Regions from separate parts of the Homo sapiens genome. Here all the other regions are linked to region 4. Evidence: chromatin loops called from intact Hi-C (ENCODE). Cell type or tissue: mammary epithelial cell. All regions are shown on one strand.

Region 1 (5,000 bases), 120 kb before region 4:
CCAGCACTCTGGTAGGCCGAGGTGGGTGAATCACGAGGTCAAGAAATCAAGACCATCCTGGCCAATATGGCGAAACCCCGTCTCTACTAAAAATACAAAAATTAGCTAGGGCTTGATGGTGCGTGCCTGTAGTCCCAGCTACTCAGGAGGCTGAGGCAGGAGAATCACTTGAACCCAGGAGACAGAGGTTGCAGATGGCCAAGACTGTGCCACTACATTCCAGCCTTACGACAGAGCAAGACTCTGTATTTAAAAAAAAAAAAAAAAAAAAAAGGCTACTCCTTTCCAAGTCCTAGCAATCCCACTAAGGTTGGTAACTTAGTCTGTTTGGCTGCCATACAAAATATGTGAGACTGGGTGATTTATAAAGGACAGAAATTTTTCACAGTTCTAGAGGCTGACAAGTCCAAAATCAAGGCACTGGCAGTTCTGATGTCTCGTAAGAGCCCCCTTTCCTGCTTCCAAGATGGTGCTTTGTTGCTGTGTCCTCTAGAGAGGACCAGTACTGTGTCATCACATAGCAGAAAATGGAAGGGCAAAAGGATCCAGGCTGGTTACCTCCAGCCCTTTTATGTGGGACTAATCCACTCATGACTTAATCACTTCCCCCAAATCTCCGTCTCTTGATACCACCACAATGGGGATTAAGTTTCAACATAAATTTTGGAGGGGAGACATCAGCCACAGTAGTTGGTGAGAAAAAAGGACAGTATTTACATAATGACAGTTGTCAATGGGCTGTGGAAAAGTCAAGATAGATTCCAGCAGTGATTTTAAGATGGAAAATGAGAACCATGCACACAGTCTTCAAGGTGCAATCTTCCAACATAGTTCTGGAACACAGCTGGCTCCTTCCATCCATGGGGAATGACCACATTTGTGTGCTGAAATAACATTTAGTACTAGAGATAAAACTGGAATAAGTGATCTAAACTTTGAAATGTTTTGAATGACCTTTGGCTACAAAGTCAAATTATAATGCTTTCTATTTCTTAAGACAACTCTTTATGGAAGTTCTAGTATGTACCTAACTTTGGCACCTTAGATTTGCCCCACACTGAATCTTATCTATTAAACCTATCTCATTCTGGGGTGAGAACCCAGATGTGTAAAATCGTATGGCCAGAGGTGACTGAGAAGTGCATTTTGACTATGTTTCATAGTCTTTTATCCATCTTAGCATAATCTTTTTACCAGCACCAGTGGAGTTGTGAACTCGCTCAATTTCTTGTGATGTCCAGTGTAAAAATGTATGCCTATAAATGTAACTCTTAGAAAGAGAAGCAAAAATGAGAAACCATGGGGGAGGAGGGGAGGAAATGACAAGCACAGTCTGTTTTTAGGACACTGTACTTGCTGTTCCCTCCAACTAGAATGCGCTTAACCCAGAGATCTGCCTTCTTCATCCCGATTTCATACCAATTACTGCTCAAATATCACATTATCAAAGATGCCATTCTTGACAACCGCTTCTAAAATTACAAGCATCTACCATTGTTCTCAGACCCTCGCGCTGTACTTATCTGCTGACATGTTGATAGAATCTTGTTTATTAGCTTGTACACATGGACTTTAATTCACTCTGTATTCCCCAAATCTCAAACATTGGCTGGCACACGGTGGTTGGTACTCTATAAACACTTGGTGATGGCTTTCCTATCCCTAAGTCCTCCAAAGCCAAGTTTCATACCTCTTCCTTAAGTTCCAAAGGAAACCTTATCTGCAGAAAATTAATGCATATTTGCTGTTGCTGGATAAAGAATAAGGATATAGTCACAGAGAAAAAAGGACATGTTGAGGCCAGGTATGGAGGGTATAAACAGTTGGTGAAGAGTTTTAAGCTCAAGGCCTAGCCTGTCTAACTTAGCAATAAAAGGAAGTCAGTTCTGAAGTCAAAGAGAGTTCTTCTTTCCCCACTGGGAGGAGCTGGTTCATGAAAGTGGAGGGCCAGAGCCAAGAGAACTCTCCCAAGACACATTGTTCAAAAGTCAAGGGCATAATCTAGATAGAGCTACACAGTAGCCATGAGGACACATGGATTTATAAATTTAAATTAACTAAAGTTAAATGAAATCATACATTCAGTTCCAAGTCAGACCAGCCATTTTCAAGTGCTTAATAGCCACATGTGGCCAGGAATAGACAGGATACTTTCATCATTGCAGAAAGTCCTATAGGACAACACTGATCTAAAGAAATTCAAAAGGACCTGCGTTCCTCGGCTTCTGAGGAGATCTGAAAACGAAGGCCCAGAGGGAAATGGAAGGAGAAGCAGGGCAGAGCTTGAAAAGTAATCGCATTGGAAAGGGCCCTGACTGCTGGCTTGGATGCCTTGTGTAATTAAAGTTCTATCCCAACTTCTTAAGGAATGAGTCTCGTATTAAATGACTGGCTGTCTGTAGTGTCACTGCTGAGGTAGGGAGAGAAGACAATTAGGGACAAGGAGTAGTGTTCCATGGAAAACACGTTAGCTATGAGTGGCAGCAGCAAAAGGTCTCAGAAGTGAGAGAAATGGACCCAACTAGGTTTGCAACAAGCTGAAACCTGTAAAGGCTCATGTCAGCTGGCACAACCTCTCAAAATGCAAATCCCTGAGCCCAAGATAAATGTAAGGCTCGTCTGACTCCTAAGGTATCAAGTAATTCTTATTAAGCCCCATTTCAATGACTGAAACCTAATGCAGAGCCCAGGCACACAGATTAAGTTTCCAGTCAAAGCCCACACAAGCCTAAAGAAAGGAAATTAACATTTTAGAGAAAAAAAAAAAAAAAAAAAAAAAAACCCACAGGCTTTTTCAAAGGCTTTTTTTTTTTTTTGGAGGATTTAAGTCACAGCATGCCAAATAAAGGTGAGTTTCTAGGAGAATACAGCACAGAGGTGACCAAGGTGGGTGAAATTTATTCACAGGGGAAAATCCAAATGCCTTCAGGGAAACCACTTTTGCAGGGTTCTTCTGATAAATACTGAACCCAATTAAAAGCATCCCTTCAGGGCAAGTTTTCTCCTAGGAGATTTCTATTGGCCGCTTTAACTTCCCTTTCCCCAGAATTTCCAGGAGAAGTTTGTAACGGTTTATAATCCCTACCACTCCATGCTCATAGACTTTAAGCATATTTTTCTCCCACAAGGCAGTACTATTTTTATAATCCTTTTAAGATTAAAACTAAAAACACAGATGATTAAAAAAAAAAAAAAAAGGCCTGGCTGCATCCTCCTACAATAAAGTATTATAATTGCAGTGCACTACTAAGTAGTATTTCCACAAACATTAGACTATCTGGTTTCCAGGACAAAGAAACAGCCTATAATTCCAAAGCACAGGAATGGAAAAGTACAAGTAATTTAATCTGTCCCACTGTGATTATAGGTGCTAAGAAATTACCTGAACGGACCTCTTTGGGACTTGAGAAGAATGGGGACTTTAATGATGCTCCATAACTGCCCTATTCATTATGATACCCAAGAGCCACCTGTGGCTATTTAAATTCAAGTTAACTGAAATAAAAATATATCTATATTTGAAATTCAGTTCCTTATTTGCACCTGCTACGTTTCAAGCCACATGTATCATCTAAGATGGTCTCAGACCCACTGTTCAATAGAACTTCCTGCAAAGGTGAAAATATCTTATACCAGTGCTGTCCTTAAACCTTAACACAGCCCAGGTATAAGATATTTTCATCTCTGCAGAAAGTTCTATTGAACAGTGGATCTAAGACCATCTTAGAGAGATAATTACATAATTTTTCCCAATTTCATAATAGAGATTATGAAGTAACAGCCTCCAAAATACAGGGTTTTTAGGCTACTGGCTACCTTCTACACTCAGGTGAACTTTTTGTAGTGGTTTACACATGTGTACCAATTGCCCTCATCTCCCCAGTTTCAAGTACATTAAAATGGCATTAGATGTAATAAAATACATGCCACTGAGACTCAGCTCAATTGAAACTTGAGTTTCTTCAGAATTCCAAACGATGGTGCATCTCTTTCTGAAACCTGAAGTGGGGACTTGTCAGGAAAATGTCTATGAGGGAGGCCTAGGAAAAAGAAGGCATTTTCCAAAATTAATAAATTTATTTCCTTGTTTTTTGTCACACCTTATTCCAGAGGTGTCTCTAGGCTACTGTGTGCGGAACGAGGTCTGGACAGAACCTAATGATAAATTGGGGGATACTGAAAGTCCTGGCACTCTAAGGAGCTTCCCCACACATCTTTAGATTTTTATTTCCCATGTGGGAAAAAAAGAAAGGGATTTCCTATCTTCCCATCACAAACTCCTGGCTTTGCAGTGGTTTTATTACGTCATTCCCCTACTTACAATCTGCCAGTGACTCAGAGAATTTAGCCCAAACTGGCACTTAAGGCTCCCATAATCTGATTACCTTTCTGCTGAATAACTCCTTTTATCAGAAACCCTTTGACCTGATAATTGCTGGCTTTCCTACCACCAAAATTTCTACCTCCCTACCAGATCTATCAGGTGGATTTTAAGGTCAAGAAGAGCATGCCCAAGGCAGCCTGCTCAGCCCCTGGAAGGAGTTCAGTGCCTTCACTGTTGGCTGTGAGGTTTACGTGATGGAGGGAAGAGACTCCAAGAATGGTGTCTGAAAGGATGCCTGGTGTCTGATGCTGCCCCTCAGGAGTGGTCCAAGGTGGTTCAAATACTGCCTGCTTTGGCCATGGCTGACAGAGCTGAAGAACTGCCTCTATATGGTGTGTGGACACACACCCCAGGCAGCCACTTGCCGGCTTCCCTCTGTTTCCTTGAAGGAAGTGGAGTAGCATGGCCCTGGGGCTAACAAGTGAACAATAGTGCCTGCCTTAAATCATACCCAGCCTTTCAGACCCAGGTCAAGTGTTTTCTCTTTTGGAAAATCATCCATTCCCCCCACTACCAGCCCCACCAAGAGTACTCTGCCTCCTCCGGTTTTGGTTTTTAACCATCTTTACTGTGAGGTATGCTTTTAGATAGGCCTGTATTTGCTCTGTTCTGCAGA
Region 2 (5,000 bases), 400 kb after region 4:
CCTCCTAAAGGGCATTGGGAAGTGTTATTCTCTCTTCTGTTTTATGGAGGAAACTGTATAAAATTGTTTTTAACTCTATTTTAAATATTTTGTGGAATTCTCCTGTTAAACTGCCTGGGCCTGGAGATCTATTTTATGGGAGTTGTATATTGATTTTTAGTTTGAGGATTTGATATAAATGTGGTAATAAATATGGAGTGTAACACATAAGTAGCAATTTTTCTCAATAGGGTGGTGTAGCAGGTGTGTTAGCAAATCACCTCATTTCTTTTGGACCTTTATACCATTTCTCTGCACAGCTGCCTGTCTTCGAATGGCCAGAACCTGCATCTTTGCTAGCAGGCTGTATTGAAACCCACATAGCTCACATGTAAGGTTGACAGGAAAGACTGAGAATTAAATCTCCCGTTGCCCCCAAGCCTTTAACCAAAAACTGACAAGTACAGGAATATAAATACCCCAGTTTCCCTGCCCTTCACTAGATAACGCTGAGGAGTATATTTTGCATCACTTCTAGAGTTTTTCTGCAGGATTAGGCTCCAGTTATCCATTACAGAAACCAGCTTTATAATACCCCCTTTATTGTTTGCCTTTCCTCTCCCTAGCTCTCTACCCCTCACCTACTTGTGTTTCTTATGCTTGCCAATAAACTGCCAGCACTCAAATGTTTGCTTCAGAGTCTGCTTTGGGAGAAGTCCAACATAAAACATTTAATATCATATATGAGTATCTTATGCATATGGAACATGGTGATTGAAAACTGATACTATAAATTGCGAATCAGAAAATGCTATAAGGGAAAAATATGGAATTTATACTTAGAGTCTATATTTAGGTCCTACGTGTGTGTGTGTGTGTGTGTGTGTGTGTGTGTCTGCATGAATTATGCACAAATGATAATTCTATGAGGTGCATTAAAAGTAAATTTAGTGGAAATAAGTGTGCTATTTCAAACCACATTTAAATGGAACAGCATTCCAGGGTTCCAGTCATGCTCTTGGCTGCCTATAGGAACTTTTGTTCAGGTCCTAGGGTGGAAATTTACTGAACATAAGCTAAAATTTCTCCAGAGCTTTCTTTCCTTAAATAACACAGGAAAACCAAAACAACAACAAAAGTACTAGTGAACAACACCAGTGGAAAGGCAAACATGACTACTATTTTTAAAGTACGAGATGATAATTTTGTGCAATAAAATTACATCAATTATAAACTGAATATTTGGTAAGCAACTTGGGTATTTTCCTTAACAAAAAGAAAATTTTGTGCTTGTTAAGTAAAAGTATGGATAAATATTAAAAATCTTTCAATGTTCTCTTCTCAGCACTCTCAAATACAAAGGGATCATGGGTACTTTCCTGGAATAATATGGAATTTTGAAGTTTGGATCAGGAATAAAGGTGGTAGCTGTAATTTTTAGGGCTGATAAGACAATTCCAGGGGAGATGCTAACATATAGAATGGGTTAACTTTCCAAATAGTTGTTCATCTGAAGGGCTGATGCTGAGAAGATAAATATAGTATGAAAACAGATGAAAAAAGACTTTGGAAACCAGATGACAGGGAGAAATAAGGAGAATAATATGGAGCTTGGATCAATGCCTGAGTGTATGATTCAGGGAGAGGCAACATCTTTATCTAAATGCCTATAGACTCAGTATTGGGTGGGGATAGAGTGGTGAATGTGGATAACCTTCAGGAGCATTTCGTTTGTTTGAAATGCATGCAAATATTCATAAATACAGATCCGTTTCAACTATGTCTTTTCATATTACCTCAGCCCCTCGTAACCTAGTTTCTTTTGCAAGAATCTTTTGGGCTTCTTATCTTGTTTCATTAAGGGCAAAACTTTGAGAGAAAGTATCAGAAAAGGATTCTTACACTCTTAATATCTGGTATGTGAAATAACTAGATACAATATTTTAATACATAGCAAACTCACTTTGGAAAAAACTATTGAGATAAAAGTTGCAAATTTGGCCAGCTAGAAGTCCACCTGTCTGTGTGATTTCAGGAGACCCTTGCATGCAAATGTCATGCTAATTCTGTGATAGTGGTTCCTTTCATTCTAACTGAAGAGCTTTGGGATCTTCAATATAAATTGAATTTTTCATTAATATGAACTTCAACATTACAATGAGATTGTACACATATTAACTAAATGATCCTCAAAATAGCTCGATGAAGTAGGTCCAATGAATTCTCATTAATCTTTTATTACAGGTTAAAGAAAGGTAACTTATCAAGGAATTTTATTTTAAAATTCAAATATCCCTGGGAATCAGTGCTATAGAATAACTTAGAAAGAAAAGAATACTGGCCTGGTGCCTGCTTGAAATGAAGGTGAGAAGAGAATACGACATGGAGAATGAGAAGGTGCTAGGAAGCAAACTTTTTGAATTTTATGATTTGGCTAGGACCTTCCCTGAGTGAAATCTAGTGCTTCAAGGCATGACCACACTTACAACACAAACACTTTAATTGTGAACTACTCAAAGCATCTCTGCAGTTTGCCTGTTCATGCCATCCAAAGTTTTGAAAAAGAGGAAGAAGAAAAATTGTTTTTCTCTCCCTTAAATGTCTGTGGTATTTGGCCTTGTTGTTTAATTCAATTACTGTAGAAGGCTTGCTTTCTCCACCTAGTGGCCAGAAAAAAAGAAGATTTTTATCTATGGAGATGAAAAGAAGCAAGAAAAGGCAACAGAATATGTAGAGTAATAGCAACTATAATTTGTTGAGTATTTGTGCAGGTGCTGTGATAAATGCTTTACATATGTTACCAATCCCCACACCCTGGGAGACAGGAATTATCATCCCACTTTACTAAAGCAAAGAAAAATCAAGTGATGCCCAGGTTCACATAGTTTGAATATGGCCAGAAATATATATTTGAATATAGCCAGGAATTTAACCTAAGTGTATAACTTCAAAGCCAGTTTTCATCTGCATTAATAAATTTGCTTTCTGGAACACATGGTTGCTAGAAATTCTGTCATTTTTTTTGGAAATAAAGTCATATGATACATATGATCACCAAGCTTTAAGACAAGCCCAAATAGAGTGAGAAGGGGACCTAGGACTGAGCACTAAGGAACTCCAGCGTAGGGGTGTGTGTGTGTGAGTCTAAGGGGAAGTCTAGTTCCTTATTTCAAAGTAATATTTTATCACTTTTCATTATTAAGCAGTTGTACTATTGGTTCCACTTTCTCTTATTTGCCTTCCAAACAGAATACCTCAAAGGAAAAAGTACTTAAAACCAGTAAACTACACAATATAGACCTAACAGATTCCACAGAAATCTCACCAAAGCAATTATAAGATATGGAGCATATGGATTGCAGAGAATAAGAGAGGACAGGAGAGGAGAGAGGAGAAAGAAAGGAAGAAAGAAAAAGAAAAGAAAGAAAGAAAGAAAGAAAGAGAGAGAGAGAGAAAGAAAGAAAGAAAGAAAGAAAGAAAGAAAGAAAGAAAGAAAAAGAAAGAGAAAGAAAGAGGAAGGAAGGAAGGAAAAAAAAAGGAAAGAGCTTACAGTCAGATAGGATGGCCAGTGTTCCCTACCTCCAAAAAAGTTAAGTTCCAAAAAGCAAAATTTTTTTAATTTTACCTGTACTATGCAAGACTTTTCCAGTACTTGCTCTGATATTAAGCAAAATGAGATGGCACATTTGGAAGTGGTTGCTTCAGATTCAGGAATAGGTGATGACATGAGTTTCATTTGTTCTAATCATTGACCGAAACTTCTATTTTTGCTTAATGGAACACAGGACATATGATCCATTCTGTGAGTAAGTAGAGAGAGAAATAAAAAGAAAACCAAAGGTTTTCTCTCTATCCTGGTCATGTTTTACTGATTTGTTTAGCTTCTAAAACTAACTAGCTAGCTGATAAAAAATAAAATAAAATTATGACCTAAGGTACATTTAAGCTGAAAACCTGAAATGCACTTCTCCCTCTGCTGCACAGATCCTTCTGGAATTACGTTTCTTATTTGGTTAGTGTTTCATACAAAACAATGGGGTTTCTCGTGGCGAAGACTTTCCTTGCACTAGATTAGCTCTCAGTAAAATATACCGAATCCAAGTATCTCATCTTAAGGCCAGTGGTCCTTAAAGTGTGGTCCGGGACCACCAGCATCAGCAACTTCTGGAAACTTATTAGAAAGGCAAATTCTCAGGCCTTGCCCCAGGCCAAGTGAAATGGAAACTCTTGGGTTGAGGCTCAGCAGTCTGTGTTTTAACAAGCCCTCTAGGTGATTCTGTACCTGTTAAGGTTTAGGAATTACTGTGTTAGGTAGTAATGTTATCTTCTACAAGGGAAGGGCAAGGTCTAGTAACAACAAATGGCGTAAAAGAATACATCACTTTCCCAACATTTTAAGATTACATTAGTACTCCAGAAATCAGATGCAATCCTGGAGAGGAGAAAACACAAATCGATTGTGATTCAACTTTCCACCAAAATGTGCCAGGTAAAATTGGTGCTTAAAATAAAATTTAAATTGAATTTGAGAAAAAGAAAACATTGTTTCTTGCATGTCTGGTTTTGTGGATTGAGATTGTGCCTGCCACACTATAGTGCGTCTACTATTTACTGGTTATTAAGACTGCTGAGCCCTGTAAATTGTTGTTAAATCACTGCAAATCCCCTCCTGCTACTGCAAAAACATATTCATTAAATTAATTTACAAAATGGGGTATAAATCTGATGATAAGCGACATGATCATTAGGAATGCATATCACGGTAACATAAGAACTGCCATTTCATAAAAAAACACATCTAATCTTGAACCACAAATCTTTACAGGACTCACATTATCACTGTAACCACATTTCCCTTATATTCCACCCTAGATATAATTGACATTTTCTTAAGTATGGAGAAAATATAATAATTTCCCGTTATGATTTTACATGCCAATGCAATTATACAAATTTTTCAATACAATAAAATATAAAGATGTTAAGTTGATTAAACAGAATTAACCTTCCTTCCCCCAAAG
Region 3 (5,000 bases), 470 kb after region 4:
CTGAGATAGGAAATTTGTCTTGTAGAGCAAATTGAGTTCCATTTTAGAGATACTAAATCCTTTATTATGCTGCAATAGTTGGAGTGGTCTAACTGCTGTAACTAACAACTGCAATTCTCAGTGGCCTAACAAAACTTGACTCTTCTTTCCAGCAAAATCTGGTGCAAATGTTTCTGGCTGGTGAACCTGTGAAACTATCATCTTTTAATGCTGTCGGGGAAGAGAAAGAGCTCGGGTGATCGCACAGACCATGATACGGATGATACACAGAAGTGATCTGTGTTGATTCTAACCACATCCCATTAGCCCTATGTCTATCATACAGCCTGCATAACTGCAAGGAAGGTTGGCAAATGTCTAGTAAAACACAAATATGAAGCAAAGGTTTAGGTGGACACATAGCATTTTCTCCACTCCAGACCTCCTGGTGGGGAAATTCAGGAGACAGAAATGTCCAGCTGAATTAGAAATCTGAACGAGAGAAAACGTTCAATAATGTCATTACTTAAATGGTAGTTGAAGTCAGGATTAGGTGATTTAGGGGGCGCATAGACTAAGAAAGAATTGGCATGGAACCCAAGAGAATGTGTAAACATATGCAAAGGAGGAAGGAAGAGGCAGAGAGGAAACAACCAGAGACAGAAAGTTAAATCAGATGAGAGAATCAGTGAAGGAAGAAACTCTATGATGCCAGATGTTAGAGAAAGGCAAATCGAATTTGGACAGGAAAACTTTTCTATGTTGATCTTGGCAACTAGAAAGTCATTGGTAGCTTTCACATACAAGGATTAAGTAGGTTTGGAAGCAGGAATCAATCTCTGGGGGTTGTGGAGAAAGTGGGAAATGAGAAGTATGAATGAATAACAAACATCTCTTTCAAATCCTTAAATACTTTGAAGGGAAGGAGGGCCAGAGAGCAATTAGAAGAGTAGGGATGAATGGGTGATGGAGAACTCCATATATTTTCTTAGTAACCATTTCGTTTCCTATTTATATGAGTCAGAAACACTTAATTACCAAATAGATTCTGATCAATGTAAGCACACTGGTTTTCTGTAATTCCAGTGCAAAAGAATATACTGCTTTACTCAGACTGAATGCCCATACCAAGAGTTTTGAATTATCAATTACAACTTGCCAATTCTATTTACTATTTACGTTAATCTGGGGCCCCAGTGTGAGAGGCCATGTTCCCCATTAAATCGCTCAAACATGTAGCAGGCAGGAATTCTCATAAAATTAAATTTTGTAAGGGGAGGATTTAGATTTTGTAGAAAATGTAAAATAGTGTAGCATTGGGCAGGATTAGAATAAGAAAAACATGATATTGTGGGAAAGGGGAGGGGAGCCAGAAGAAAAATTATGTTTGCTAACAAAGTAATTAAATGCTCTGTGGAATATCCATTTAGTTATATATTTAAATGGTTTAATAATTTTTTAAAATTATAAAATATTTATTTTTCTTATATTCCTTTGTTTCAGTTTTTTTGGTAGCAACATTTAACATTCGGACTTACTCTCTTAACAAATTTTAGTAATTTGTTAATTGCTATATAAAAATAGAAACAATTAGGGTAACTATCCAGAGTCTCCGGGAAGGTGGGAGGGCGCTTTCAGGATTTCGATGACCACTCAGCCTCAAAGCTGTGTTGTCTGTGAGATAGCATTAGATACAAGATCATGTTGTTATCCAAAGTGATTGTGGAAAATATATTAAACTAGGGGAGAGGCTTAAGCTGTTTAAGAGTATTTGCTTCCCTCCTCCTGCACCCCTTGGTATAGGATTCATCAGTTCATAGGCCTGAAAGCTATCTCTTGGTAAGCCTAAAAAGTCAGAGCCTGGAGTTCTGATACCTTTGTTCCTCCTAATTGTGTCTCCCCAGCAGCACAAGTGCAGACATCCCTGACCACAGGCTAGGAAACTCACTTAATACTTTTCAGCAGCTTACCAAGAGGAAACAGGGGGAGGGAAATCACATTTTCACATGAGAAATTATGATCAGCTGTGATCCTCTGTCAGCCCATGAATTTCAACTGGTGCTGCATTTTCAAATTCACTATTTCAGTCCTAATCAGTCTGTGGAAAGCAGTCATGGGGGTTATACTTCACAAGCAGTTTGGCTTACTGAACACTCAAAGGAGACTGCAAGCGAGCTTTCAGCTGATAAAATTTGCTCCTCAGAGTACAAAGGGAATATAAGTAAATCTGTCTTTATAGGCCCAGCATTTGAAGCAAACTAAAGAATAGCTTGAAAGCATTTGATTGTCAGAGATTTGAGGCAAAGCCTGGATTTTCAATAGGCGATGGGCTGGGGCATCCTCTGTGCTGAAGGCGGCAGGAGTTTCTCAAAGCCCTACTGAGTTGGAAATGGAAGGACACATTTTATTTCTAGTGCTAAGAAACATCTGGAGGGGAAAGCCTTGCTTCTTGTAGTTTCCTTGGATATTAGAACCTGTTCTACAGAACCCACAAATTCCAAATACTTTTCCCAGATGAATCCCAAGAGGCAAAATTTTAGGTGGACTTTGTCATAGAGTTACTGTATCTAAAACAGCTTTCCATTACCGGACTTGGAAATAAATAACCTCATGGAAGTACACATATACATGTAAGATTAAGCTACTGTTTCCATTTTATTTTTGTTTGTTTTCCATGTGGGGGTAAAAATTTCAGAAGTGTATAGTGAAATTAATGTGTTTAAAATAAATCCTACCTTATTGAAAAATCAATAATACTCATTGTTGAAGTTAAAAATCTCTCTATGTTAGAAAAATGCAAAGCCTAGAAGTAGCTGCTTTAAATTATTGAGTTTATGTACCCAGACCCACAAGCACGCTTGCTGGATTGTAGTCTGTGGTGCCCTCTGGTGGAACAGAATCACTATCGTGTCTCTTAATCCTTAAAACCAAGTGTCAATGTTCAAAGAAATCTAGATTCATTTTAGACAGATGTGTCCTAGGATTTGAAAGACTTCCATGAAGTGTAATGCCAGCTGTTTTGGGGGGTGTGTGTGCGTGTGTGTGTTTTGTTTTGATTTTTCAATGAATAGAAAGTCCCCTACTTTTGAATATTCATCCTATGTTGATTTGTTCAGAATTTGAGGCTTCTATAGATACATTTTTGAGGTGTGCTTTAAAAAAAATTATTAAAAAGAATTCTGGTAATTCCCAATTCCATAGTTTTAGAAGTAGTAACATTTCTAAACTTTGTCTTTGATAACTTAGTCTTATGACTTGTTTGGTGTTTTTAACCACATAATCTAAAATTTACTACCAGTAAGAGAAATGCCTACTTAAATGGAATCATTGGAAATGATGTTGTACAAACAAACAAGTAAAATAACACCACCACCAAAAATGAGACCTATTGTGAATGCAAGCTTGATTTGCAGCATGTTTGCCCATTTTCACAACCATTGTAGGTTTGGGCCCTATTCATAAATAATACTGTTAATGGGAGTTCATTCATGATTTGGCTCTCTGCTTGTCAGTTGTTGGTATATAGGAATGCTTGTGATTTTTGCACGTTGATTTTGTATCCTGAGACTACGCTGAAGTTGCTTATCAACTTAAGAAGCTTTTGGACTGAGACAATGGGGTTTTCTAGATAGAGGATTATGTCATCTGTAAACAGACAATTTGACTTCCTCTCTTCCTATTTGAGTAACTTCTATTTCTTTCTCTTGCCTGATTGCCCTGGCCAGAACTTCGAATACTATGTTGAATAGGAGTGGTGAGAGAGGGCAATCTTGTCTTGTGCTGATTTTCAAAGGGAATGTTTCTAGCTTTTGCCAATTCAGTATGATATTGACTGTGGGTTTGTCCTATATGGCTCTTATTATTTTGAGGTATGTTCCTTCAAAACCTAGTTTATTGAGAGTTTTTAATATGAAGGGATGTTGAATTTTATCGAAGGCCTTTTCTGTGTCCATCAAGATGATCGTGGTTTTTGTTTTTAGTTCTGTTTACGATAAATTACATTTATTGATTTTCATATGTTGAACCAGCCTTGCATCCGGGGATAAAACTAACTTGATCATGGTGGATGAGCTTTTTGATGTGCTGCTGGATTCCATTTGCCTGTATTTTATTGAAGATTTTTACATTGATGTTCATTAGGAATATTGGCCTGAAGTTTTCTTTTATTGTTGTTGTATCTCTGCCAGGTTTTGGTATCAGGATGATGCTGGCATCATAAAATGAGTTAGGGAGGAGTCCTTTCTTTTCAATTGTTTAGAATAATTTCAGAGGAAATGGTACCTGCTCCTCTTTCTACCTCTGGTGGAATTCAGCTGTAAATCTGTCTTTTTCTGGGCTTTTTTTGGTTGGTAGGCTATATATTACTGCCTCAATTTCAGAACTCGCTCTTGGTATTCAGGGATTGAACTTCTTTCTGCTTCAGTCTTGGGAGGGTGTACGTATCCAGAAATTTATCCATTTTTTCTAGATTTTCAAGTTTATTTGCATAAAGGTGTTTAGAGTATTCTCCAATGGTTGTTTGTATTTCTGAGGGTCAGTGGTGAAATCACCTTTATCATTTTTTATTTTGCCTATTTGATTCTTCTCTCTTGTCTTCTTTGTTAGTCCAGCTAGCAGTCTATTTTATTTATTTATTTTTTCCAGAAAACAAGCTCCTGGATTTGTTGATTTTTTGAAGTCTTTTTCATGTCTATATCTCTTTCAGTTCTGCTCTGATCTTGGTTATTTCTTGTCTTCTGCTAGATTTGGGGTTTGTTTGCTCTTGGTTCTCTAGTTCTTTCAGTTGTGATGTTAGAGTGTCGATTTGAGATCTTTCTAGCTTTTTGATGTGGGCATTTAATGTTATAAATTTCCCGCTTAACACTGCTTCAGCGGCATACGAAAGATTCTGGTATGTTGTCTCTTTGTTCTCATTAGTTTCAAGGAACTTCTTGATTTCTGCCTTAATTTCATTATTTACCCAGGACTCTTTCAGGAACAAGTTGCTGAATTTCCACATAGTTGTGTGGTTTTGAGTGAGT
Region 4 (5,000 bases):
GATTGCTTGAGCCCAGGAGTTCCAGACCAGCCATGGCAACATAGAGAGACCCCATCTCGACAAAAAAATAAAATAAAATGATTAGCTTGGTGTGGTGGCACACACCTGTAGTCCCAAGTACTTCTTGCGAGGCTGAGGTGGGAAGATTGCTTGAGCCCTGGAGCTCCAGGCTACAATGAGCTGTGATCGTGCTACTGTACTCCAGCCTGGGTGACAAAGCAAAACCCTGTGCCAAAAAGAAACAAAAAACAAAAAAAGAAAACAAACAAAAAAGACTTAGATTTAATACCCATTACAAACTCTGCATGACTATAGGGTTTAAAGTGCAAACATGGAGGGTGGAATGTTGGGAACCTAGTCTGGAAAGGTAGGCATAAAGCAGGTCATCATGAATCCTTAATTCCATGACGAGGAAGTTGGCCTTCATATCACACAGCAGTTCTGAATTTTCCAATAAGAAAAATCAAGTACACGCTTAAGACATCAATTAATCAGAAGGGCAATTATTTTATTTTGAAATTGTTTGTAAATTTTCAAATTACCAAAGTAGTTATTTTAGGAAAATACCCCAAACATTGAGTTGCTTTTACCCTTGTTTAATGTCTTAGCATTGCTTTTGTTTTTGAGTTTCATATGGCAGGATGAAGGTAGGTAGAAAACAGCATGAGCTCATCAGTGTTTTGGGTAAATAAAAGCTTTCAGGTCCTGCTGTTGAATATATGTGGCCTTTGAAGAATGTTAACATGAGCAAATACAGAAGAGAAAACATGGTGGCCAGGGTTAGGTGCCTTATTTTAGTGTCGGACAGAATAAAGTAGTGCATTTTTACATTCACTGACCTCTCTGAAATACATACGATAGATAGCATTTTGGTATTATAAAATTGATATTACAAAATATTTAAAATTGCTCAAGGAAAAATATACTAGATCTGTCAAAGTTCCTGGCAGGAAACAGATGGCACATTCAAGTAGAATAATTCAAAACAATTTACTAAAAGGAACTATTTAGTGAAGTGGGAATAGGAATCACTTTGATTTAAGGGAAATCAACAAGGAATATTCAGGGGCTAGTACATTAGGAAGCTCTAAGCACAACCCATAAGCCTGAAGGGACCAGGGGTGGGAGCAGTAAACAGAACCCTGAGAGCCCAGCTGTAGCTGTAGAGAAGATCGTCAGACTAGAGCTGTGACCTTTTATGGAGGGATATACGCAACCTGTGTTAACCTAGCATGAAGGAAGCTAGACTGTATCTTGTCCCCATTTTCCTTTGGCCTTCTGAGTTTCTAACAATGTCTCCTCTTGGCTGAACTTAAACAGAAGCCAGGGAATTAGATTGTGAAATGATGGGTCCATATAAGCCAACTTTCCCTACAGAAAGCAGGATGGAGAAGGATGGTAAGTGCATGTGGAGAGTCAAACAGAAAATATCCAGCGTAGATATATATATTGCAAACAAACATCATTTAAATAATCATTTAGCTGCTGGGTGCAATAACAAAATTCTATCTGTGCAAAAATACAAAAATTAGCTGGGCATGGTGGCACGCGCTTGTAGTCCCAGCTATTTGAGACAATGAGGTGGGAGGATGGCTTTAGGCCAAAGCAGAGGTTGCAGTGAGTTGAGATCTGGTTACTACACCTGATCTCAGAGCAAGACCCTGTCCGTGCCCCCCACCCAAAAAAATTACTTACTTTCTACATCAGGGGCCAGTAAACTATGACCCATAGGCTAAATCCAGCTTGCAACCTGTTTCTTGAAATAATGTTTTATTGAAACACTGCCATACCCATTTATTTACATCTCATCTATGGTTGTTTTTGGCAGAGTCTTTAAATCTGAAAATATTTACTATCTGGCCCTTTACCAAAAGCCTTTACTGACCACTGCTCATAGTAAAAAAGTAGGCTTTCTCCTTTTAAAAAAGTTTCTTAGCGATAACAACATACTCCAGAGTTATCCTAGTTTTTTGACCTCTGCCATCACCAAATATGTATTACTTTCATGATACATATTTCATTTCAGTCTTAGTTTTTCCACAGATGAACTGTATTTGTGTATATATGTATATATATATATGTGTGTGTGTGCGTATTTGTGTGTGTGTGTGTCTGTATGAGGAAACCAGCTTTAATCAGAAACACATCTACGAACTTGGAATGAATAAAAGTGACCAGCAAATAATTTAGGGTGACATATTTAGGTAGCCTTCCCAATTTACCTGGTTTCTCAGATTTTTTAAAAAATGTAGAATACTGTTTTTAAAATGACGAGACATTTCAAAAATATATCATTTCTCACTCCCCATATTCACCCAGCATATAATTATCTATGCACTTTGTCCATGGCAAGTATGACTTTTGACTTCATAGCCTCCCCTTCTTGATTTTCATTTGATGTTATTTTAATCTTCATATACTCAAAAGTGCATTATGAAGTTTTGCTTCAGGTTGAAGAGGAAGATTTAAAAGTTGAAAATTAATTATGTCCTGTTCTTCAAGTCAGATTTGAAACAATGCAAGGAGGGAAGGAGACAGAGAGAGGGAGCAGGAGCAAGAAGGAGAGAGAGGGAGAGAGAGACACACACAGAGGCAGAGAGAGACAGAGAACGAGAGGGAGAAGAATTGTTTGTAAATGAAGAAAGATTGAAATAAATGTTTGAAGATTTTTACTTTATGAATCATATTACTGCCTCCTTTGACTTTGGTTTCCAATGATTTTACCTATTATTTTGTAGTGCATTTGTGCTGAAGCTCTCAGATACTGCTCTTGCAGACCTCGGCCTGGATCTTTCTTGGTGCTGTCTCATTCCACATTCCCGAAATGTTGCAATAGGATGTATTACACAATCTGAGATAGCAAAGAAGAGACTAGACTTGAAGTGAGGAAGCTTGTCATTTAGCCATTCTTCAATATTTGCTGGTGGAAAGAATGAAGAAAGAGGTGGGCGGAAGGAAATAGGAGGGAAGGATGTATTTAACCACAGTAATGTACTGTATGCAATAAATGTGTATAAGAATGGCATTCTCGGTCGGGTGTGGTGGCTCAGGCTTGTAATCCCAGTACTCTGGGAGGCCGAGGCGGGCAGATAACCTGAGGTCAGGAGTTCGAGACCAGACTGACCAACATGGGGAAACCCTGTCTCTACTAAAAATACAAAAAAAATGAGCCGGGTGTGGTGGCACATTCCTATAATCCCAGCTACTAGGGAGGCTGAGGCAGGAGAATAGCTTGAACCTGGGAGGTGGAGGTTGCAGTGAGCCGAGATCGTGCCATTGCTCTCTAGCCTGGGCAACAAGAGCGAAACTCCGTCCCCCACCCCCCAAAAAAAGAATGGCATTCTCTTAAACTACATGTAAAACATTACAGGTCACAAAACACTATTTTCAAAGCACAAATAAAAACTTAATATACGTGTTTGTGTAAATGTGTGTGTTTTTGCAGCACATAACCAAATTTCTATGAATGAATAGAAAAAGGAAAACCCAATAGACAAAAACTGATAGTTTAGAGATGAATGAAATACAAGTGATTCTTAAATAATAATAAAATGTGCATTTTTGTTTGTAATAAGATAAATTCAAATTAAAATCATCGAGGTAACAATTTTTATCTTTCTTACTATATAGTTTGACTCTACGCACCTCTTTCACATTGCTGTATAGGAGTGTAAATGGTTAGATCTTTTTATGGAGAAAAATCAGAAGCTTGTTTTTTGTGTTAAAAATGACATACAGTTTGACCCCATGATGACTCAATTTCTAGAAATAATATACTTCTCTATGTAAGAAATGACATCCATACAATAGCGAACAGTATGAACATTGTTGTATTATTTGTCATAGCAGAAGGTTACTATTATATAATGCGATCTAGAAGATTGCTTAACAAATTAGGAATGCAAAGAACAATATATTAGCCTACAGATCTATGTTCCACTTCTGTAATTCCTCCCTGCTGCGAAAACCTCAGGGGCAAGGGGTCTTCAGTATGTCATTCTTCTTTTGAAGATTACTAACTCTTAAGTTACAAAAAATGCACAGAGTGCAAAATTGGGGAGCTATTATAAAGAATGCAGCAGCTCTATATTTTCTGGAATGCAATAAAACTTTTTTTCTTACAGCATTGGTTTTAATGATGAAATTGGAAAACATTACAAAATCCAATAATAAATAATTAAATTAAAGATAATATATCTGCCTGAACTCAAAAAAATCAGCAAGAAAAATACCAAATAATCCTATTAAAAAGTGGGCAAAGGACATGAATAGATAATTCTCAAAAGAAGATATACAAAGCCAGGTGCAGTGGCTCACACCTGTTATCCTAGCACTTTGGGAGGCTGAGGCGGTTGGGTCATGAGATCAGGAGATAGAGGCCATCCTGGCTAACACGGTGAAACCCCATCTCTACTAAAAATACAAAAAATTAGCCTGCTATGGTGGCATGCACCTGTAGTCCCAACTACTCGGGAGGCTGAGGCAGGAGAATCGCTTGAACCCAGGAGGCGGAGGTCGCAGTGAGCCGAGATCACTCCACTGCACTCCAGCCTGGGTGACAGAGCAAGATTCTGTCTTAAAAAAAAGATATACAAATGGCCAATAAACAAATGAAAAAATGCTCAACATCACTAATCATCAGGGAAATGCAAATTAAAACCACAATGAGATACCACCTTATACTGGTAAGAATAGCCATTATTAAAAAGTCAAAACACATAGATGTTGGTGTGAATTTGGGGAGAAGGAAACATTTATACACTGCTGGTGGGAATGTGTATTAGCATACCCTATTTGGAAAACAGTATGGAGATTCCTTAAAGAGTTAAAAGTAGATCTACCATTGGATTCAGCAATCCCACTACTGGCTATCCACTCAAAGGGAAAGAAGTCATTTTATGAAAAAGACACTTGCAAATTTATGTTTATGGCAGGACAATTCACAATCACAAAGATGTGGAACCAACCTAAGTGCCCATTGACTAATGAGTGGATAAGAA
Region 5 (5,000 bases), 310 kb after region 4:
AAAATCCTTTCCTCATTGCTTGTTTTTGTCACATTTTTCAAAGATTAGATGGTTGTAGATGTGTGGTGTTATTTCTGAGGTCTCTGTTCTGTTATATTGGTCTATATATCTGTTTTGGTATGAGTTTCATGCTGTTTTGGTTACTGTAGCCTTGTAGTATAGTTTGAAGTCAAGTAGAGTGATGCCTCCAGCTTTGTTCTTTTTGCTTAGGATTTTCTTGGCTATATCTACAAGGAACTTAAACATATTTACAAAAAAAAAAACAACCCCATCAAAAAGTGGGCAAAGGATATGAACAGACACTTCTCAGAAGGAGACATTCATGCGGCCAACAGACATATGAAAAAAAGCTCATCATCACTGGTCATTAGAGAAATGCAAATCAAAACCACAATGAGATACCATCTCACGCCAGTTAGAATGGCGATTAAAAAGTCAGGAAACAACAGGTGCTGGTGAGGCTGTAGAGAAATAGGAATGCTGTTAAACTGTTGGTGGGAGTGTGAATTAGTTCAACCATTGCGGAGGACAGTGTGGTGATTCCTCAAGGATCCAGAACCAGAAATACCATTTGACCCAGCAATCCTATTACTGGGTATGTACCCAAAGTATCATAAATCATTCTACTATAAAGACACATGCACACGTATGTTTATTGCAGCACTATTTACAATAGCAAAGACTTGGAACCAACCCAAATGTCCATCAGTGATAGACTGGATAAAGAAAACGTGGCATATATACACCATGGAATACTATGCAGCCATAAAAAAGGATGAGTTCATGTCCTTTGCAGGGACATGGATGATGCCAGAAACCATCATCCTCAGCAAACTAACACAAGAACAGAAAACCAAACACTGCAGGTTCTCACTCATAAGTGGGAGTTGAACAGTGAGATCACATGGACACAGGGAGGGGAACATCACACACTGGGGCCTGCCGGGGGGTGGGGGACAAAGGGAGGGAGACCATTAGGACAAATACCTAATGCATGCAGTCTTAAAACCTAGATGACGGGTTGATGGGTGCAGCAAATCACCATGGCACATGTATACCTATGTAACAAACCTGTACATTCTGCACTTGTATCCCAGAACTTAAAATAAATACATAAATAAACAAAAATAAAGGTGTCTTTAATTTTGAAAAACTTACAAATTCTAAATGTTGTTCCTGGTAGATGTTTCTGACTTCTGTCCAAGATGGTGCTTCTGAGCCCTACTGGACTCCTTTGGTCTTCTTTTTTTACTGAGGGTGGCATTTGCTAACTTTTTACCCTGTGTCAGATCTTGCGTGTGCTATGACCCATTTCTCAATTGAGTTTCCATCCCTTTCAGATAGGCCTGGAGATGTGATTAGGATAGGAGAGCAAGTTGGAAGTTTTGTTGTTGTTGTTGTTGTTGGCTCTTGGTTGTCTCAAGTGAGCAATTTGCGTTTTCAGGGAACCACAACCTAGGAACTGGAGCCACATATGTCTCAATGGAATCACAGCCCCTCATCCGCATACCACAAAAAAAATCCTTCTCTCCTAGTGGGAGGAAGGGAATGAATTGCAGAGAAACATGGGGAAGGAGAAAAAAAAAAGAAATTATTTTTGGCAAGTTTAGATTCCATAAGCATGTTAACAGTTGTTGAAAGTTTTTAACAGGCAGATAGAATGGAGGGTTAAAAACTAATTATTACTTCCACAATTCTGTAAATTTAAATAAGGATATTGCAAGAACTGCCCCGATACTCATTATAATTCTGGTAAAATTAAAGAACATGAAGATCTCTTAAAATGCACCTTTTTAAAGAAAGCTACCCAGACGGAACTGTGAAGTAAATCTGAAGTTACTTGTAATTCCGGCAGCCTCACTACCAAGCTCTGTAGCTCTGGGATACACAGCGTCTTGTTGTGGGATACATTCCATTCTGTTTTTTTCACCTGCACAGTGAGGAGGTTATATCATTACTTAAAAACTTCTCCAGTTTTGAAATTTTATTATCCCATCTTTCCATTTTCCACTAGTGCTTCATTTAAAAATAAATGAATCCAGAATTAAGCAGCCCCACCCATTTTCTAGGGACGCATTTTTTTTTTTCTTTTCAAATAAAAGTGAGTTTAACTCAAACTTGGCCTGCGCATACCCTGCCTCTTTTTAACTTTGGAGATAAGCTTTCTTTTCTGAAAGCTTATATTAACACAATAGCCAACAGGTGGCGCTGCAGGCCTGTGCCAGTTTACAGTCCTTTGACATCTGTGTTTTTTTATAGTAGTAGAATACATACATCTCTGTATTTCTTCAACCCAAAATAACAGGGTCTAGTGAAATAACCTACCCTGTACTAAGTATAAGCCCCAATGATTAATAATCTATTATCTGCTTGCAAATGAATCTGACAGTGGTAGAAATTTATCACCCGAAAAACTTGACACTTATAGTTGCTTGTGTATCTTGAAAGGGGCAATTTTAGGTACACCAAAAGGCATATTCCAGTCCAGAAACATATAGTATGATGCTATTCTTGTAATGATGAAGACAAGGAAAGGTGTTGTATCTATTTACATATCATCATTCATCAGCCAAATTTGCAATGCTTCCATTTTTAATCAAAGATTTGTTGCATTAGATCTGGTAGTATCCTTGGTCATAACTGAAAACACACAAGCTCGTGTTATAGATGGACTAGCAGAAGATCCACAAATGTTGTATGATCCCTAAGAAACCATGGCTATTTAATAGCATATCTCAAATGATAATTGAGATCTCTTCTAAGCCCACCTTGTCTTGGGAGAACCTGAGCTCATTGAAGGTAAGTTCCCGGACTCAGGCAAATCCCCATCTCAATTTCTCCAATCTGTAAATAAATAAGTAAATCTATCTTTGGGATTTGCCTGATTTGCCTTTCACATTCACTAGGATAGGTTACAAACGTTGGAAACTGTTACTCTATGATTGTCAGTTCCAGAAAATCAGCTTGGCTTATGATTCAGCAAAACAATCTGCAGGCACACTTTTATGACACAATCTATACCTCCTGGACAAGTTGTACCAAATAAAGAACTTGCCTAGAATTCCTTCATTCAAGATCAATAAACTGACAAAGAGTGCAGCTGTTTAAGCCTTTAATCTACAGAGGAGCAGAGAAGCTAGCAGTGAAGGTGGATGGTGAGGAAACATCTGCTTTTCCTCTTTCTGTCATCAAGTATAGGGCCTCTTCAGGGAAACTCCCACTTGCTCCAACTGATCTGCAGCTTTGACTTCCAAAAGGGACTGATTCTGACCTCCCTCTCACCTCTGACTTTCAGCCTTGCCAACCTCTGGGATCCTGGAGATAGCTTAATAAAGGTCATCATCACTCAGATTAACCTGTTTTCTAAATTGCTGTTGTTTGAAATGGTTTAAGCAGCTGCCTGGGAATGTGGAGAAGCGTAGACTGAAGATCTGGAGTATTGGTTTGGTTTGTCATTATCCTTCCCCTGTCTCATCCCAGAAAGAGTGAACCTGTGGACGTTCCAACAAACCATAATGCAGAAAGAGTGGATATTTGTCTGTCAAGTTCTAATTAATAATAATGATAGCTAATAGTATATATCAAGTATATTTCTTTACTTTTTACCACAACTTTAGTGACTGGTTTTAGTAATTCCTTTGCAGCTGTGAAAACTGAGATTAAGATAGGTCTAATTATTTGTCTGAAGTCACAGTCTTAAGAACTAACCAGTATACTAGCTGCAAGTGACTCATATCACTATAAATGGTGGAACCAGAATCCAATTTCGAATTTGTCTAACTCCCTAGGTTTTTTGCTAGTGAGCTGACTGAAATGTATAGCCATTGCCTGGAAGCACAATAATCTAGAATAATATGGTATTTTAAAAATGCTAAATCCAGCTGTCTTAGTATAAACCATAGCTCCTTAAGATGTATTATTTCATTAACTTATTTATTTTTTTTTTCTTTTTTGGTTTGTTTGTTTGTTTTTGAGACAGAGTCTCCCTCTGTCGTCCAGGCTAGAGTACAGTGGTGTGATTTCAGCTCACTGCAACCTCCGCCACCCGGGTTCAAGCGATTCTCCTTCCTCAGCTTCCTGAGTAGCTGGGACTACAGACATGTGCCACCATGCTTGGCTAATTTTTGTATTTTTAGTAGACACGGGGTTTTACCATGTTGGCCAAGCTGGTCTCGATCTCCTGACCTCGTGATCCACCCACCTTGGCCTCCCAAAGTGCTGGGATTACAGGCGTGAGCCACCACGCCCAGCCAACGTATTTCTTTTTTGGTATATCTGTTGTGTTCTTAATGAAGAAATACATAATGTTCTTAATGAAAAAATAAATACATAAAAGAAATGCAGTGTGCAGTCACATTGTTGCAATACAAAGCACCTTTTCAAAATTCAGACATCTAGGCCTGTGAAACCTGAGTGGGAAGTGCAGCTTCAAGGATCAGGGCCCTGGGTACAGAATAAAGTCAGACACTTGAAATTTAAATCCCAGTTTTTTTCTTCTCTATGGAGAATGATTTTTCTATGTTTGTTCCTGAATTCAAAAGTAAAAAACCAGAGAAGCCACAATTTGCATCTTCCCTCTTGTGCACCTGGGGAAAGTATCACACAGATGCAGATTGAATATGTTTATATCGCAAAAAGGAAAATGATGATCATATTTCAACTCAGATGTGATCCATTTGGGTGATTGAGTTTTACGATTTCTTTCTGTTTTCTTCCCAGATAAGTTCTGCAACAGTCAAGAATGTTAATGGCTACACGAAAAACTTCTATTAGCTTAAATTAGTAAGGGTTTATTTTTCTCATGTGGCAACAATGTTAGATATAGGGAACTGCCGGTATTGTTCAGCTGGAAGGTGTCAGTGCTGACTTTTATGACTCTCAATCTCACTTTCAGATTTGGGCATTAGATGGCTGCACAAATATTAGACAAATTTCCATTTTGAGGCAGAAAGAAGAGAGCAAGGTAGCATCATTTTTGTCTTTCTTTTTTATTAATAGAG

Evidence for each region. Hi-C counts contacts between places; a loop is a spot of excess contacts. Peaks named below come from ENCODE experiments on the same cell type or tissue, not always from the same donor. Only the 100,000 strongest peaks of a DNase experiment are listed, where the experiment ranks them.
Region 1: a loop joins it to region 4, with 2.9 times the contacts of the local background. A loop is called at or near these places in 4 of 110 quality-filtered maps.
Region 2: a loop joins it to region 4, with 3 times the contacts of the local background. A loop is called at or near these places in 6 of 110 quality-filtered maps.
Region 3: a loop joins it to region 4, with 5 times the contacts of the local background. A loop is called at or near these places in 3 of 110 quality-filtered maps.
Region 5: a loop joins it to region 4, with 7 times the contacts of the local background. A loop is called at or near these places in 4 of 110 quality-filtered maps.

Annotation. Positions count from the first base shown.
Region 1 is chr3:30,626,310-30,631,309 of GRCh38, reverse strand. The region is part of intron 1 of TGFBR2 (transforming growth factor beta receptor 2); the gene reads right to left. It also overlaps the pseudogene KLHL25P1. Among named protein-coding and RNA genes, the nearest start is that of TGFBR2, 22 kb to the right of the region's middle. In mammary epithelial cell, a CTCF peak has its summit at 1,910; a DNase peak (open chromatin) is centred at 4,339; H3K27ac peaks cover 2,990 bases.
Region 2 is chr3:30,110,729-30,115,728 of GRCh38, reverse strand. No RefSeq gene overlaps it. Among named protein-coding and RNA genes, the nearest start is that of RBMS3-AS1, 180 kb to the right of the region's middle. In mammary epithelial cell, a CTCF peak has its summit at 2,621 (motif pointing left); no DNase peak of the experiment used is centred here.
Region 3 is chr3:30,040,306-30,045,305 of GRCh38, reverse strand. No RefSeq gene overlaps it. Among named protein-coding and RNA genes, the nearest start is that of RBMS3-AS1, 110 kb to the right of the region's middle. In mammary epithelial cell, a CTCF peak has its summit at 2,854 (motif pointing left); no DNase peak of the experiment used is centred here.
Region 4 is chr3:30,509,657-30,514,656 of GRCh38, reverse strand. No RefSeq gene overlaps it. Among named protein-coding and RNA genes, the nearest start is that of LINC01985, 6.7 kb to the left of the region's middle. In mammary epithelial cell, no CTCF peak of the experiment used is centred here; a DNase peak (open chromatin) is centred at 2,906; H3K27ac peaks cover 2,555 bases.
Region 5 is chr3:30,196,495-30,201,494 of GRCh38, reverse strand. No RefSeq gene overlaps it. Among named protein-coding and RNA genes, the nearest start is that of RBMS3-AS1, 260 kb to the right of the region's middle. In mammary epithelial cell, a CTCF peak has its summit at 2,199 (motif pointing right); no DNase peak of the experiment used is centred here.